2 separate regions of the Mus musculus genome follow, and region 1 is linked to region 2. Evidence: chromatin contacts called from ENCODE POLR2A ChIA-PET data. All regions are on one chromosome and are shown on one strand. Each heading gives the region's core, a stretch centred on a gene start or an enhancer-like site at or near the end of the contact. The rest is flanking DNA. Distances are from core to core; before and after follow the strand shown. Region 1 holds the start of Man1b1 (mannosidase, alpha, class 1B, member 1). Region 2 holds the start of Tubb4b (tubulin, beta 4B class IVB).

Evidence for each region. ChIA-PET counts read pairs that join two places held with the same protein, here RNA polymerase II (POLR2A).
Region 1: POLR2A ChIA-PET joins it to region 2 with 10 read pairs in Patski. The contact joins the promoter of Man1b1 here to the promoter of Tubb4b in region 2. POLR2A ChIA-PET finds 5 or more read pairs at or near these places in 3 of 5 experiments (Patski and embryonic stem cell).

What each region holds. Positions count from the first base shown.
Region 1 is chr2:25,331,345-25,336,004 of GRCm38, reverse strand. It overlaps Man1b1 (mannosidase, alpha, class 1B, member 1), which reads right to left and starts at 3,262. Exons shown (of 13, transcript NM_001029983.2): 1 at 3,029-3,262; 2 at 2,462-2,570; 3 at 1,513-1,628. The coding sequence starts at 3,145. AA543186 (expressed sequence AA543186) reads left to right here and starts at 3,434. Exons shown (of 2, transcript NR_027448.1): 1 at 3,434-3,857.
Region 2 is chr2:25,222,878-25,227,255 of GRCm38, reverse strand. It overlaps Tubb4b (tubulin, beta 4B class IVB), which reads left to right and starts at 2,554. Exons shown (of 4, transcript NM_146116.2): 1 at 2,554-2,722; 2 at 3,024-3,132; 3 at 3,212-3,322; 4 at 3,888-4,378. The coding sequence starts at 2,666.

The DNA.
Region 1 (4,660 bases), core at 2,013-4,512, 110 kb before region 2:
ATGGCACACTCACTGTCCTTTTGCAAATTCTCCCCTCTCCCCATTATGGCCTGACCAAGACACTTGCCTGTCTACTTTCTTGTACTTTCTAGTGAGCATCTAGCAACTTAGAAACAAGCTTTTTGAAGAAGAAAAAGTACAACACTCCCTGATTAGAATGAAGGCACTCCTAAATTCACCAGGGCTGACATCCCATGTTTGGATCCCAGGCCAACTTTCATCCATTGTTGACCTGGAACCAGTACTGAGGAGACATTTTTCTAGAGTGGCAATCTGCAGAGGTTTCCTGTTTGTATGATACCCTATAGTCTTCAGGGATATGAAAACTCTACCTCTGCCCAAGACTACCCATAGAAGAAGTTGAAGACTTGCAACATCTGCTAGGTGTAGCCTTGGCTATGTGAAAAAAAAAAAAAACCACAAACACAAAAACAAACAAACAAACAAACAAACAAAACCCAAATAGCCAAAGGCTTTAGAGATGTAGAACTCAACTGCAGTGGACAACTACCCCAACTCTCAAGAAATCCGAGTCTGGCCCTATCACAAGTCAGCTCTCAGCAACTGGCTCTTTTATTGCCAGACCCCTGAATTTATTGCCTCTGACCTACCTCTGGGCTCCACTCCATCTGCCCCATTTCCACAACCCTAAGCTTCTCAGACTGAGTACTCCAGGATGAGGCCTGCCTGTCCCAACCCCTTCTAGACAAACTACACTACCTCTCTACCCAGGATTCCCCAGAAATGCCTCCTCTATCAGGTGATTCTAATACCACCCACCCATAATGGCCCCACGCTGCCTGTTAGGTACAACACAGCATCAGATGGAGCTGCTCAGTGTTCCTTGACTCTTACTCATTTCTCAAAGGCGCCTCTGTATGGGGACCCTCACTCTTTTCCACACCGTAACTTCCCTGGGCGGCATCTTGCTCCACTGTGCAGTACCTCTGCCTGGGCAGTCTCCTCTCCCTCCTCAGCTCTTCCTGAGCACACTGTCCCTCAGGCACCACAAGAACCACAATTGGACAGATCCCAGTTTCGACACCCCAGCCTAGCTCCAGCAGGTCACTTTACAAAGGTCTATCTCCTTCAACCTTGCCCTGCCCACCCAGACAGAGACAGAGGCTTCTTAAATGGAGGCAGGGGTGGTTCCGCCTCTCAACACTGATCTGTACTCTGACACATGCCAACCAACTAACTGTCTCATCTATTTACGGCTGGCCTCTCACCTGCCCTTCCTATCGGCTTCTGTGGTTCCTCCAAAGAGGAAAGTCTCTTTCCTCATCAGTGGGCAGCCAACACATGCCTGACACAGGAGCTTAATCATGTCATGGTGGCGTTCAAAGGGAATGAAGCAAATGTCTGCCTCTTTCTTGCCCAACTTCATACAGTCAGCCTCACCTGAGCCAGTGTGAGGCTGGCTGTGACAGGGAAGAGAGGGTAGCATTTACCAACCTAGAGTGCTCCAAAACAGACCCCAGTGACAACCCACAGAGCCCTTACTGGAAATACCTGAGAGAGTATGTCTGCAAACCCTTCTTGTTCAGCACTTTCCTTCTGAGGCGCTGGTAAGACAGGCAGGACTTCTTGCTTCATCTTCTCTACTTCTGCAGGTCTGCCACTCAGAGCTGTGGAAGCAAACCTTTTCACCTTAAGGCCCATTACAGGCTCCAGAACAGATGTCTAAACAGGTGCTATTTGTTTCAGGTAGTGAAACCTCCAAGAAGCACTGAACTCAAGAAGGCCCAGAGGAATCAAATCTGCTGTTAGTGTCATTGTATCTTGGAGAGAGTTTGTCTGTGGAGCCCTGGCTTTGTAAACCAGGCTGACCTCAAACTCAGAGTCACCTGCTTCTCCCTCCCAAGTGCTGGGATTAAAAGCGCCACCACCTCCCAGCTTGAGCAGGGTTTTATGTAGCCCAAGCTAGCCTCAACTCCTGATCCTCCTACCTCTATTTCCCAAGTGTGAAGACCACAGTCTTTTCCAGGCTGAATTCTTTTTCAAGCATTTGGCAGAGTGTGTCCTTAAACACAACATACAACAACCCCCTCAGCCCCGCAACATATCAATTTAATAGTGCCCAAACAGGCAGCTTGACTTGAGCAATCTGAAGCAATGTTTGGGTTTCCAACCTTAAAGCAGCCCAGAAGGAATCCTAGGATCCTCTCAGGATATCCACTGGTCCCAGGCAAACACACTGTACCACGTGGTAGGGACATGTGATTAGTGCTGATCTGCTGCTATAGACTGATGGGGAGGGGAGGGACAGCACTGTTGGCCCAAAGACCTACAGGGTCACCTGTACACCAGTTGGTCATACTGGGCTCCACATTTTCCCCTCTGCTGTATTTATTGCCAATCTGTCACCACATGCCTTGTGGTACTGTTTTATCTGGATTGCAATACTGTATCTGACCTCAGCCTGCATCTCCTCTGCTCGAGCACCACTGGTATTTCATACCTTTCCACTGGTCAGCCGTATGAAGAGAGTACAGGAATCCACAGAGAATCAGAAAGCCCAAGACGAAGAGAATCACATTCCGCTGTAGCCTCGAAAGCTGCTTCCATTTCTAAGAAAGAGCCGGGAAAATGACACTTGTCACAGATTCGGTTAAAAGAGCAATTCAGAGAGACCCTTATGTAAGGCTTGTCCTTACTTGAGGGCAGGTAAGTTCCCTCTCAGCAAAGTTTACATTGACAGAACAGTGCTAGAGGTGACAGAGCACACCATCCCATACATGGCACAAGATCTGTACACCATGTGTCCAGCTGCACGTGCACTGGAGAAAAACTCCTGAAATCCCCATGACTTGGCTCAGGCATCGTCGGACCATACGGGCTGTGCTCATTGCCCCCTCAGCTCAGGATCCCCAGGGCACCTGACATTAGGCAGGGGAAGCAACCACACCGAAACCCAAGCTGCGAGAACCAGACGCAGCACAGAAACTTCTGGACGCTGGAAGAGACACGAACGCTCCAGCTAGGTACTTCCCTCGGTAAGGCTTCCCCAGCCCGGACCCCGCCTCACCCTCCAGCATGAGCGCCGCCGCCGGCTCTTGCTGTTGTCGTAGCTCTCGCCCAGGCTCAGCGTCACCGAGATGAAGTCCCGGTGAGGCGCCGGCGGCGGCGCCGGCGGTGGGTACATAACTGCGAAGCCGGCCCAAAAGACCTCGCTTGCTGGAGGCGTCAGGAAGCCCAAGACTGAGAAAGACCGCGGGCTGCCATAACGAAGGCATCCACACCCCGCCCATCGCCCTAAACACCAGTGCGCACGCGCCGCGTCTTATCGGTCGTTGCGCAAGCTCAGAACCCTAGTCTAAGCACCGCGCCTGCGTACACCCTTGTGCTGGTATTTCCTGGCGGGTCACTGGCGTCACGATACCCGCCCCTGTGCCGTTGACGTTATTTCATCGCGTCCTTACGTCGCTGAATCGCGCGCATCCGCTCCATTGCAGGCGTCCTGCAGACTCCCTGTTGGGGGCGGACTGACTACGGTTTGGAGAAGTGTTCTTTGTTGCAGTTACGTCTGGCTTGAGTTGTGGACTATCACCCTTGCCGGAGTCCTGCGCTCGATCTCGGGGAGCGGGCATCACCCTGGCGCGCCTGGAGGTGAAACGCAAAACTCCTGACCGGAGGAAGGGACGGCCCTGCTGAGGCTGAGTCCTGGGGTGGCTCTGCGCCCTGAGGCCGCGGCCTGGCCTTTCTAGTCGCTCCGGCCTGGGAGCGACCCTTTCTGCGACCATTCCGCTCCTAGCCCTACCTACGTACTCGGCAACGGGTTTAAAACGACCTCACTTTTCCGTGCGCGTGGTTCCCTCGAGGAAAACATGCAAAACGACAAAACTGCCCACTGTCCGGTGGGTGAAACTGCTGCTTCCCAACTTACTTGTGGTATTTCTGAGCATTTGGAGAGTTCCCTACGTTGCGATCATTTAGTTTGAATCTCCTACAGAAGACCTACCTGATCCCGCGCCCCTTCCCTACATTTTTTTTTTTTTTTTTTTGTGGGGTTGGGGGAGGTTCGAGACAGGGTTTCTCTGTATAGCCCTGGCTGTCCTGGAACTCACTCTGTAGACCAGGCTGGCCTCAAACTCAGAAATCCGCCTGCCTCTGCCTCCCGAGTGCTGGGGTTAAAGGCGTTCGCCACCACACCCGGCCCCTTCCCTACTTTTAAGTCCTCACAGATCGCTATTACAATAGTGCTCTCAAATGTAGGTTTTCGGAACCATGGCAGATGGTGCAATGACTTTGAGGTCTGCATATCTTCCAAAATGAAGGCGGAGTTCTTGTTGGCTATTCACGCCAACTCAAGCCAGGTCTACACATTCCCACGTTCTGCTACTGCTTATGACCATGAGGTGGCAGTTGGCATACCAAAGGGCTAGTTAGAGCTCTACGTTAAAAAAAAAAATAAACCTTTGAGGGAAGAAATAGGAAGAGTTTGTTAGACCAAAACAAAATCTGGAGCTGAAAATCTTCCAATTCAAGCCAGGCAAGAATGATAAGCCACTGTGGGACAAATCCTTGTCCAAGTTCAGAATCTAGCGACATTGAAGGTCTTGAAGGGGTTGAAAGAGGAAAACCAAGTCAGCCACAGAGAGCAATGATGAAGTAACCTTGCCCTTCTCATAATTAAAGCAAAGCAACACCTGTCTGTGCC
Region 2 (4,378 bases), core at 1,305-3,804:
TTTACACAGCCTCATGGTGTTCTCTGATGTTCTAGAGGAGGGGCAGAGCCAGGCTGCGTCTCTGGAAGACCCACTGTGGGAGTCAGTGAGACCTAGTCCACAGGGGAAGCACCTTGGCACCTCTCCTTCCGGGGTGAGGGGAGGCCTTTCACAAAAGCTGACTACAGGGTCCTTTAAGGCCACAGAGACTGTCTGCCTGCTGCTCCTGCCTGGCAGTAATGCACCCTCCCAGTGGGACCATGGCCACCAGTAAACAGAGCCTTCCTTGTGCGGCCTCCAACAGCTGCAGACTGGGCTGGGAGGGCAGGCACCCGATGCTCCCACAGCCCGTTCTGCCTTGCTTCTCTGCTCCTCTGGCCAGCTCTATGCACACCCTCTCATGCTATAGGTTCCAGGACCTCTTGATATACTGGGTCTCCTTTGCCTACTGGCACAGGGGAACTCTTGATTCATAGTAAAGACCTAGAGTGTCTTCCCCTGCCAGCTGTGGGCAGCCACTGTCCTTGGTGGGCTTTTGCTATGTTGTTTGTATTTACTGCCCAGCTTGGGACCCAAACATCTCCAAGACACCCAGGAAGCTCTTTGTGTTAAAATACCGAACTTCTGCTTCCTTCTCAGGTGTGTGCTATGAGATTCTAATAGTTGACATCTTGGCACCTAAGCTACTCTGTAGAGTCCAGGATCTTTAACTCAGAAGATATTTCTAGGTACTGAGATAACCTTCAGCATGCCAAAAAGTGACCTGGTACCTTACATACATTTAAACCTCCTGAGGTATGTATGGGTCCTGTCAGTGTGGTCACAGAACTCAGCCCCCCCTTCCTGATCTACCCTTCTGGGAAAGGACAAGACAGTCAGATCTTTCTGGAGATCCTGGTCAGTATAGTAAATATGAACACTAGGACTGCGGTTTTTTTTTTTTTGTTTTTGTTTTTGTTTTTGTTTTTTTGAGACAGGGTTTCTCTGTGTAGCCCTGGCTGTCCTGGAACTCACTCTGTAGACGAGGTTGGTCCCAAACTCAGAAATCCACCTGCTTCTGCCTCCGAGTGCTGGGATTAAAGGCATGCGCCACCACTGCCCGGCAGGACTGCATTTTGTATATAGCGACAGAATGCCACTGCTCAGGATACAGGACTCTGCTTGTCCTGGTGGGGTTTTTTCCTGTGACATGGTTGGTAGGTACTTGGATACCACAACCAACAGGGATTGCCTAACACCCTTAGTTTTGAAGGTAGTTCATTCCAAAAGCCAGAAGTGGCTAGACTGAGACAGACCCATTGTATAATATTCCTTTAAAAAGTTACACATCAGACATGAAGACTAAGAACTGTAGTCCTTGCATTCTGGAGGCTAAGGCAGAATTCCAGGTTACAGGCCAGACGACTCTGTCTCATAAGCAATGGCGTAGAGAAATTACCAACTAGACCATTTTGTGGGCAGAAAGATATTGGGGATCAAAATGCCAAGGTGGGGGGAGCAAATGGAGAAAAAGGATTGTTTCAGAACTACTTGCCTTCGAGAGGTAGCTGACTTGGGAGGGAAGGTTAAAGTTAAGGTGAACAGAAATCACTTTAAGAGACCTGCTCTTCTGGTAAACAGAAACTTTTAAGCTTGTTTACCTGGTCAAGTCCTGTTTAGGACAATGTCAGCACTACCATTTTGGGGGTAGGGGTGCTTTGGACCTGACCCTGAAAAAAAAAAAAAGAAATATGTACATGTATTGCTCTCCATTACAGGACAGGGACTTGCACACGTTTGTTTGTTTGTTTTTCCCTCTAACAGTCATGGCCAGGCATGCCCAGCCCTGTAGTCTCCATGCAGCTCTGTGCGCACTTGGAACTCAGGCTCCAAGGAAACCGGCTCTTGGCCAGCAAGTTTCCACAACATCTAGGGAGGCCGAAGGGGCGGAGGGATGGCCCTCCCAGGGGTGGGGTGGGGAGGGGAAGAGAGAAGGGGGGGGGGGAGAGGGGAGGGGGGAGAGAGAGAGAGACAGATAGAGACAGAGGACCCCGCGCCTGCCCAGTGCGTCCCGGAAGGGCCCGGCGCCTCATCCAGAGCCTATTATTGTTAGCGTTTCAATTCGCCTCAGCTTGAGGCTTGCAAGGTGTGTTCCGGATCGACAATGCCTGCCCGCGTCTCCTTTCTCTCCCCGCAGCAGCTGCCAGACCTACCAAGCCGCCCGAGCCCACAAAGCTCTGAAAAGTCGCCCCCTCCCTTTCAGCCGGAAGCTGGCTTTCCACGTCCCACCCGCGCGCTGCACTGCGGCGGTTACCAGGACGCCAAAACAGCGCAGCCAATAGTGTCAGGCTCTCGGAGTGCTCCCAGGAGGCAGCCAATGGAAGTGCAAATCAATCATTTGAAACACCCAATGGATTGAGCACTGCGGCGCCAGGGCGGGGATTGTGATAGGGGGAGCCGTAGGCAAGCGTGACCAATAATGAGAGTATATTGTTGGGAAGGCGGGCCCCAGACCGCTCGATTGACGGAAATGTAGCCAATCAGACAAGGATAATTCGTGGCCTCGTTCTGAAAGCCCAATCCTGTGCTGACGAGGGCGGGTCATAAGAGGTATATAAATGTTGGCAGAGCGTCGGTTGTAGCACTCTGTGCGCCTGCTCCTCCCGAAGTGCTCCTCTTCTACAGCTGTTCCGCAGTCGCCGCCGCCATGAGGGAGATCGTGCACCTGCAGGCTGGGCAGTGCGGCAACCAGATTGGCGCCAAGGTAGGAGGCTAGGTTTCTGCGAGCCAGACGCCACTGGGACAGCCAGCCGGGGAAGATGGCGGAAGCGGCCCGGAGCGTCGCCCTTCATTGCGTCCTGGATACCGGCGTACGCTGGGCCGAGACGTAGCGCCGGTGGCTGGTGTCGGTGGGGCGGACGGTGCGCGGCCCTTAGGGATTCGTCGCCCTGGCGCTCCTGAGACTGGAGGGAGGGGGAGGGCCTGCCGCACCCATCCGGGGCGGGGCTGCCTTGGAGCGCACCGGCCGGCCGGCGTGACTCAGCTAACGCCCGACTCCCTTGCAGTTCTGGGAGGTAATCAGCGACGAGCATGGCATTGATCCCACTGGCACTTACCACGGAGATAGCGACCTCCAGCTGGAGCGCATCAACGTGTACTACAACGAAGCCACCGGTAAGGCTCCTCTACCCCATCCATCCTCCTCACCACCCTTCCAGTTTGAGCACACTTGACGTCCCCCTGTCCCAACCAGGTGGCAAGTATGTGCCCCGCGCCGTGCTCGTGGACTTGGAGCCCGGCACCATGGACTCGGTGCGTTCAGGGCCCTTCGGGCAGATCTTCAGACCTGATAACTTCGTCTTTGGTGAGTGTGGTGGAGGTGTGGACGGGCTTGCTACCCATGAGGCTCAAAGGTCAAGGGGCTGACCTAAAGTTCTTCCTTAATAGCCACCAGGTGTACACTTTCTTGCCCTCTGAGTCACTCAATCCCTTGGCCGAAAGCAGCTTTAGGAGGAAGGTCCAACTGACTGCGGGTAGATTAGTTGCTAGTAGAGAGTATGAGAAGACCTGACCTAGTGGCAGGGGCCCTGTACTCTCCTTGAACATTGGCAGGGGTGCCTTTGGAAGTATTTACTGTCTTAGCTCTAGTGTGTTCTGTACATCTCCGTCTGGTCTCCCCCACCCCCCATCCCCAATCTATGTATCCCTGCCTGGCCTCTTTAACTGTAGACCAGGCTGACCTTAAACTCAGAACTACCTGCCTACCAAGTGCTGGGATTAAAAGCTTGTGCCATTATGCACAGCACCCCCTCTCCCCTTTTTTTTAACATGGCAGATTGTTTTGGGTCTGTACACTTTATTCAGTGTCACCTCATGTCATTTGGCCCCTTGGGCACATACTTAGTGTGACCTACTGTTTTCTCTTACAGGTCAGAGTGGGGCTGGGAACAACTGGGCCAAGGGGCACTACACAGAAGGTGCAGAGCTGGTTGACTCGGTGTTGGACGTTGTGAGAAAGGAAGCTGAGAGCTGTGACTGCCTGCAGGGCTTCCAGCTGACCCACTCCCTGGGTGGGGGGACTGGGTCTGGGATGGGTACCCTCCTTATCAGCAAGATCCGGGAGGAGTACCCAGACAGAATCATGAACACCTTCAGTGTGGTACCTTCCCCCAAGGTGTCGGACACAGTGGTTGAGCCCTACAATGCCACCCTTTCAGTCCACCAGCTGGTTGAAAACACAGATGAGACCTATTGTATTGATAATGAAGCACTTTATGACATCTGCTTCAGAACCCTAAAGCTGACCACACCCACTTACGGTGACCTGAACCATCTAGTGTCCGCCACCATGAGTGGGGTAACCACTTGCCTGCGATTCCCTGGCCAGCTAAATGCTGACCTGCGGAAACTGGCTGTAAAT